Regions from separate parts of the Homo sapiens genome. Here region 2 is linked to region 1. Evidence: read pairs that join two places in POLR2A ChIA-PET (ENCODE). Cell type or tissue: Panc1. All regions are shown on one strand.

Region 1 (4,000 bases):
GGGGAGGAAAGGTGCAGCAGGGTCCACTGGCTGTTCACAGTGGCCATTTGCACATTTGCACCTTCTATAACAGCACCCTCAGGTTTTTTTCTCTCTTTTTTTTTTTTTTTTTTTTTGAGACAGAGTCTCGCTCTGTTGCCCAGGCTGGAGTGCAGTGGTGCCATCTTGGCTCACTGTAACCTCTGCCTCCTGGGTTCAAGTGATTCTCCTGCCTCAGCCTCCCAAGTAGCTGGGATTACTGGTGCCCAAAAAAAAGAAACAGAGGCTGGGGGTGGTGGCTCATGTCTGTAATCCCAGTACTTTGGGAGGCTGAGGTGGGTGGATCACCTGAGGTCGGGAGTTTGAGACCAGCCTGACCAACATGGAGAAACTCCATCTCTACTAAAAATACAAAATTAGCTGGGTGTGGTGGCACATGCCTGTAATCCCAGTGAGAGGTGAAGCCAGCTGGACTTCCTGGGTCGAGTGGGGACTTGGAGTACTTTTCTGTCTAGCTAAACGATTGTAAACGCACCAATCAGCGCTCTGTGTCTAGTTAAAGGATTGTAAATGCACCAATCAGCACTCTGTAAAAACACACCAATCAGCACTCTGTGTCTAGCTAAAGGATTGTAAACGCACCAATCAGCACTCTATAAAATGGACCAATCAGCACTCTGCAAAATGGACCAATCAGCACTCTGTAAAATGGACAAATCAGCAGGATGTGGGCGGGGCCAAATAAGGGAATAAAAGCTGGCCACTGGAGCCAGCAGTGGCAACCTGCTCTGGTCCTTTTCCACACAGTGGAGGCTTTGTTCTCTGGCTCTTCACAATAAATCTTGCTGCTGCTCATTCTTTGGGTCCACACTACCTTTAAGAGCTGTAACACTCACTGTGAAGGCCTGCGGTTTTACTCCTGAAGTCAGTGAGACCATGAGCCCACCGGAAGGAACTCCAGACACATGTGAACATCTGAAGGAACAAACTTCAGACACACCGTCTTAAAGAGCTGTAACACTCACCCCGAAGGAAGGTCCATGGCTTCATTCTTGAAGTCAGCAAGACCAAGAACCCATCAGAAGGAATAAATTGCGGACATGCCAGCTACTCAGGAGGCTGAGGCAGGAGAATCACTTGAACCCTGGAGGCAGAGGTTGCAGTGAGCTGAGATCGTGTCATTGCACTCTAGCCTGGGCAACAAGAGCGAAACTCCATCTCAAAAAAAAAAGAATATTAAAATGGGAAGATGATCCTGGATAATCCATGTAGGCTCCAAATGCAATCACAAATATTCTTATAATACGAGGCCCTCAGCCGGGAGTGGTGGCGGGTGCCTGTAATCCCAGCTACCTGGGAGGCTGAGGCAGGAGAATCTTTTTAACCCAGGAGGTGGAAGTTGCAGTGAGCCGAGATTGGCCACTGCACTCCAGCCTGGGTGACAAGAGTAAGACTGTCTCAAAAAAAAAAAAAGAAAGAAAAGAAAATAAGAATTGAGGCTGGGTGCGGTGGCTCATGCCTGTAATCCCAGCAGTTTGAGAGGCTGAGGTGGGCGGATCACTTGAGGTCAGGAGTTTGAGACCAGCCTGGCCAACACGGTGAAACCCCATCTCTACTAAAAATACAAAAATTAGCCAGGTGTGGTGGCACATGCCTGTAGTCCCAGCTACAGAGGAGACTGAGGCAGCAGAATCGCTTGAACCCAGGAGGCCAAGGTTGCAGTGAGCTGAGATTGTACCACTGCACTCCAGCCTGGACAGAGAGGGTGACAGAGAGGGACTTCATCTCAAAAAAAAAAAAAAAAAAGAATTGAACTTTGGATTTGGCACCATGGAAGTCACTGATGACCTTGACAAGCTGTTGGATTTGTTTTTCATCACTGCACGTTATGCTCTAGGTACCGTGGCCGATATAGTCTAGGTGCTATCACCACCAATCTCATGTTGAATTGCAATTTCCAACATTGGAGGTGGAGCCTGGTGGGAGGTGATTGGATCATGGGGTGGATCCTTCATGAATGGGTGAGCACCATCCCCTTGGTAGTGAGTGAGTTCTCAAGAGATCTGGTCATTTAAAAGTGTGTGGCAGCCGGGCATGGTGGCTCACACCTGTAATCCCAGCACTTTGGGAGGCCGAGGCGGGTGAATCACGAGGTCAGGAGATCGAGACCATCCTGGCTAACATGGTGAAACCCCGTCTCTACTAAAAATACAAAAAATTAGCCAGGCGCGGTGGCAGGCGCCTGTAGTCCCAGCTACTCGGGAGGCTGAGGCAGGAGAATGGCGTGAACCCGGGAGGTGGAGCTTGCAGTGAGCTGAGATCGCACCACTGCACTCCAGCTTGGGTGACAGAGCGAGACTCCGTCTCAGAAAAAAAAAAAAAAAAAAAGACGGTCTCGCTCTGTTGCCCAGGCTGGAATGCAGTGGTGCGATCTCGGCTCACTGCAACCTCTGCCTCCTGAGTTCAAGCGATTCTCCTGTCTCAGCCTCCCGAGTAGCTGGGATTACAGACCCCCACCACCACGCCCGACTAATTTTTGTATTTTTAGTGGAGACAGGGTTTCATTATGTTGGCCAGGCTGGTCTCGAACTCCTGACCTCAAGTGATCCACTCACCTCAGCCTCCCAAAGTGCTGGAGTTACAGGCGTGAGCCACGGCGCCCGGACTTAAGAGCCATTCTTATTTCCTTTTCTATGAACTATTTGTTCACATTCTCTGTGTATTTTTTCCCCTGATGAGATTGTTCCTTTTCTTATTCATTTGTGGGAAATCTATTAAAATTAGCCCTTTGCATGTGATGCAATTTGGAAGTATTTTTCCAGGTTTGTCATGTTAATTCTGGATTGATCAAATATAGACATCATTATGAACGATGAGCATTCAGCTCTCACCCCAACACTCTTTTTATTCCCCATCCCTGTGATTTCTGTTATTAGAACTCACTCTACCACGTTTAATCCTCTTTCAAACACAAGCTTCTGACTGTCAGTCTTCTCGGATAAAATCATGATGATCTAATCATATCTCAGACATTGCTGCAAAAGAGGTAAGAGATCTATGTTTGAAAGTCTGGCAAGTACCATTTTAGTTTTTTCAATGTTTTTGACTACAGTTCAAAATAAGACATGTACTTATATCACAACCTAGCACACATGCATATATGTATATCTATTACATAATTAAAGTTTACAAAACTTGGCCAGTTGCGGTGGCTCACGCCTGTAATCCCAGGACTTTGGGAGGCCAAGGCAGGTGGATCACTTGAGGTCAGGGGTTCAAGACCTGCCTGGCCAACATGGTGAAACCCCGTCTCTACTAAAAGTACAAAAAAATTTAGCCGGGCATGGTGGCACGCATCTGTAATCCCAGCTACTCGGGAGGGTGAGGTGGGAGAATTGCTTGAACCCAGGAGGCGGAGGTTGCAGTGAGCTGAGATCATGCCACTGCACTCCAGCCTGGGTGACAGAGTGAGACTCTGTCTCAAAAAAAAAAAAGTTTTATATAACTTGTGCAAGACTCACAATGTGGGCAGTGCCAGCCTCTAATCTCTTCTGTTTTTGCTTTTGTTTTTAAATGCTGGTCTAAATCCACTTAATTGATTTCAAGGCCTTAGCAGATCTCTATCTGCTTTCTAGAACAAGTCTATGTTTTTTGTTAATTTTGAGACAGGGTCTTGCTCTGTTGCCCAGGCTGGAGTGCAGTGGCAAGATCTTGGCTCACTGCAACCTCTGCTTCCCGAGTTCAAGCGCTTCTTGTGTCTTAGCTTCCCAGACAGCTGGGATTACAGGCACCCGCCACCACGCCTGGCTAATTTTGTATTTTTAGTACAGGTGGGGTTTCTCCATGTTGGCCAGGCTGGTCTGGTCTTGAACTCCTGACCTCAGGTGATCCACCCACCTTGCCCTCCCAAAGTGCTGGGATTACAGGCCTGAGCCACCATGCTTGGCCAAATCTATACTTTTAAAGTTTCTATGCAGATATTTTAAAATTTGTTTTATTCCACTCGAGTGAGGTATAATTT
Region 2 (4,000 bases), 130 kb after region 1:
AAACAAGGCAAAACAGCTTATTGGGTGAATCAAATTACTGATAAACGTCCTACCTGTGAAATAACTATTCAGGGAAAGAAATATAAAGGTTTGGTAGATACAGGAGCGGACATTTCATTTCTCTATAGCAATGGCCGTCCACATGGCCAATTCAACCTGCTCAGTTTAACATAGTTGGAGTTGGTAAAGCCCCTGAAGTATATCAAAGTAGTTATATTTTGCATTGTGAAGGGCCTGATGGACAACCTGGGACTATTCAACCAAAACTTCTGTACCTATAAATTTATGGGGAAGATATTTATTACAACAATGCGGAGCACAAGTTCTAATTCCAGAACAATTATATAGCCCTCAAAGTCAACATATGATGCATGAAATGGGGTATGTCCCTAGTATGGGACTAGGAAAAAATTTACAAGGTTTGAAGGAACCGCTTCAAGCAGAAATACAAGTTTCCGCCAAGGTTTAGGATATTATTTTTGATGGCGGCCATTGTTAAGCCTCCAGAACCTATACCTTTAAAATGGTTAACAGATAAGCCAATTTGGATAGAACAATGGCCGCTAAGTAAAGAGAAACTGAAGGCTTTAGAGGAATTAGTTACTGAATAATTAGAAAACGGACACATAGCTCCAACATTTTCCCCTTGGAATTCTCCAGTTTTCGTAATTAAGAAAAGAATCAGATAAACGGAGAATGTTAACTGACTTAAGAGCCATTAATTCAGTTATACAACCCATGGGTACATTACAGCCAGGATTGCCTTCTCCTGCTATGATTCCAAAAAATTGGCCTTTAATAGTCATAGATTTAAAAGACTGTTTCTTTACTATCCCCTTAGCTGAGCAAGACTGTGAACAGTTTGCATTTACAATTCCTGCAGTAAACAACCTGCAGCCTGCTAAGCGTTTTCACTGGAAAGTATTGCCACAAGGCATGTTAAACAGCCCAACAATTTGCCAGACTTATGTAGGGCAAGCAATTGAACCTACTCGTTAAAAGTTTTCACAGTGTTACATTATTCATTATATGGATGATATACTTTGTGCTGCCCCCACTCGAGAAGTATTACTCCAATGTTATGATCACTTACAAAATTCGATTTCTTGCGCTGGTTTAATTATAGCTCCTGACAAAATTCAGACTACTACTCCTTACTCCTACTTGGGGACCTTAGTAAATGACACTACCATTGTGCCACAGAAAGCAACCATACATAGGAATCAATTGAAAACATTAAAGGACTTTCAAAAATTACTAGGGGACATTAATTGGATACGACCTGCTCTAGGCATTCCTACCTATGCCATGAGTAATCTATTTTCTATCCTTAGAGGAGATCCTGGTCTCACAAGCCCTCGGTAATTAACAAGAGAAGCTGAGGCAGAGCTGCGGCTAATCGAAAAGCAAGTCCATAAAGCTCAAATAAATAGATTAGATCCAGAGAAGACTCTAGATTTGCTAATTTTTCCAACTCAGCATTCACCTACTGGTGTTATTGTTCAAGAGTGAGATCTTGTAGAGTGGCTTTTTCTTCCACATACTAATTCACGGACTCTAACTCCTTATTTGGATCAAATTGCTACTATGATAGGAAATGGGAGAACTCGGATTGTTAAATTACATGGATATGATCCTGGAAAAATTATTATCCCTCTCACAAAGGCACAAATACAGCAAGCTTTTATAAATAGTCTTACTTGGCAAACCAATTAAGCTGACTTTGTGGGTATTCTCGATAACCATTTTCCTAAACAAAACTGTTTTAATTTTTGAAATTAACTAATTGGATTCTCCCTAAAATAACTAAATTTAAACCAATTGAAGGTGCTGAAAATGTTTTTACAGATGGGTCTAGTAATGGTAAAGCTTCTTATTCTGGCTCAAAAAGTAAAGTTTTTCAGATGCCCTATACTTCAGCTCAAAAAGTGGAGCCTGTAGCTGTAATTGAGGTAGTGACTGCTTTTCATATGCCTATTAATGTGATTTCTGACTCTTCATACGTGATTCATTCCACACAATTAACTGAAAATGCTCAGTTACAATTTCCTGCAGATGAACAACTGATGATTTTATTTACCCAACTGCAAACAGCAGTTAGGAGTAGAATGCACCCTTTTTACATCACTCACATTAGGGCTCATACACCTCTTCCAGGCGTCACCTTTTGCAGTGTTTTGCAGTGATGGGCATTCCAGCTTCTATTAAAACAGATAAAGCCCCAGGCTACACTAGCCGAGCTCTAGCTACATTTTTCTCTATACGGAATATTAAACACATTACTGGTATCCCATATAATTCTCAAGGACAAGCCATAGTGGAAAGAATGAATCTCTCCCTGAAACAGCAGTTGCAAAAGCAAAAAAAAGGGGGGAAAACAAGGACTACGGGACACCCCATATGCAACTGAATCTAGCATTGTTAACTTTAAATTTTTTGAGCCTGCCTAAAGGCCAGATCCTATCAGTAGCTGAACAGCATCTACAGAAACCAGCTGCAAAGACAGAAGCAGAACAACTAGTTTGGTGGAGAGATCCAATAACAAAAAGTTAGGAAATAGGTAAAATAATAACTTGGGGTAGAGGTTATGCTTGTGTTTCTCCAGGACTGACTCAACAGCCGATTTGGATACCATCAAGACACCTGAAACCTTATCATGAGCCAGATGCTGAGGAAGAGATTCCGGGAGGAAACTGAGGACCCCCCCCACCCCCGGTTGCAGCCATGTCGAGACTGACGCTGAGGAAGACCCCAACTGTCACGAGCAACACCTGTCAAACACAGCCACCCACCTGGAGACAGATCAAGAAGCTGTCACAGATGGTGGAAGAAAACCTGAGGAAAGTGGGACAACCAGTCGCAATGAGTAATTTAATGGTAGCTATGATAGCGATGATCACCACTGCCATGAGTATTCCTTCAATAAGGGCTGACACAGAGGACAATTATACTTATTGGGCATATTTATCAATCTTGGCTGGCAATAATGCCTGGATGTAATCACTCTATGACACAGTTATACAAGCTTTCTGATCTCATAATAAATCTGCTCCTATAATTGAGGCATACTGCCCTCAAAAACATATTTGTAAACAGGATTGGACCCAGTTAGCAAAAATGAACGTACTTGTTTAGGAAGATTGCTTTGCAGAACAGGCAGAGGTGCTGCACAACAATTCCTATGGAATCATTATTAATTGGTCACCTATGGGGATGTTTAGCTTGAACTGCACCTCTCAGTCTGCATGCCATGGCCACACTGTGATCAGCTCATCTGAACAAAATGGTCAGATGATAGAAATGGTAAGAAATACAGCAAGAGTTCCTATTATCTGGAACCATGGCAGTATAGTGGCACCTCAGCCTCAAATGATATGGCCTGCTCTAGGAGCTAAACATAAGCATTTGTGGAAACTGTTAATAGCTCTTAATAAAATCAAAATTTGGGAAAGAATAAAAAAGCATCTAGAAGGCCACTCTACAAACTTGTATTTGGATATTGCAAAATTGAAAGAACAAATATTTAAAGTATCCCAGGCACACGTGAACTTAATGCCAGGAACTGGAGTGCTTGAAGGAGCTGCAGACAGATTAGCAGCTAGTAACCCATTCAAATGGATAAAAACACTTGGAGGCTCTGTGATTTCAATGATGATTGTGCTTTTACTCTGTGTTGTTTGTCTTTGTATAGTGTGCAGATGCGGATCCTGACTCCTGTGAGAAGTAGCTCACCGTGACAAAGCTGCCTTTGCTTTTATCACTTTGCAAAACAAAAAAGGGGACATGTTGGGAACAGGCCCCTGAATCTGGCCATAAACTGGCCCCAAAACTGGCCATAAACAAAATCTCTGCAGCACTGTGACATGTTCATGATGGCCATGACCCCCACCCTGAAGGTCGTGGGTTTACTGGAATGAGGGCAAGGAACACCTGGCTCACCCAGGATGGAAAACGGCTTAAAGGGGTTCCTGTACCACAAACAATAGCATGAGCGATCTGT

What was found. Peaks named below come from ENCODE experiments on the same cell type or tissue, not always from the same donor. Only the 100,000 strongest peaks of a DNase experiment are listed, where the experiment ranks them.
Region 2: POLR2A ChIA-PET joins it to region 1 with 6 read pairs; 4 of 35 experiments call an interaction of 5 or more read pairs at or near these places.

Annotation. Positions count from the first base shown.
Region 1 is chr19:39,065,113-39,069,112 of GRCh38, reverse strand. No RefSeq gene overlaps it. Among named protein-coding and RNA genes, the nearest start is that of ACP7, 17 kb to the left of the region's middle. In Panc1, no CTCF peak of the experiment used is centred here; no DNase peak of the experiment used is centred here; H3K27ac peaks cover 679 bases.
Region 2 is chr19:38,935,458-38,939,457 of GRCh38, reverse strand. It overlaps LOC124904713 (a long non-coding RNA gene), which reads left to right. Exons shown (of 2, transcript XR_007067253.1): 2 at 2,606-4,000. Among named protein-coding and RNA genes, the nearest start is that of MRPS12, 6.5 kb to the right of the region's middle. In Panc1, no CTCF peak of the experiment used is centred here; no DNase peak of the experiment used is centred here.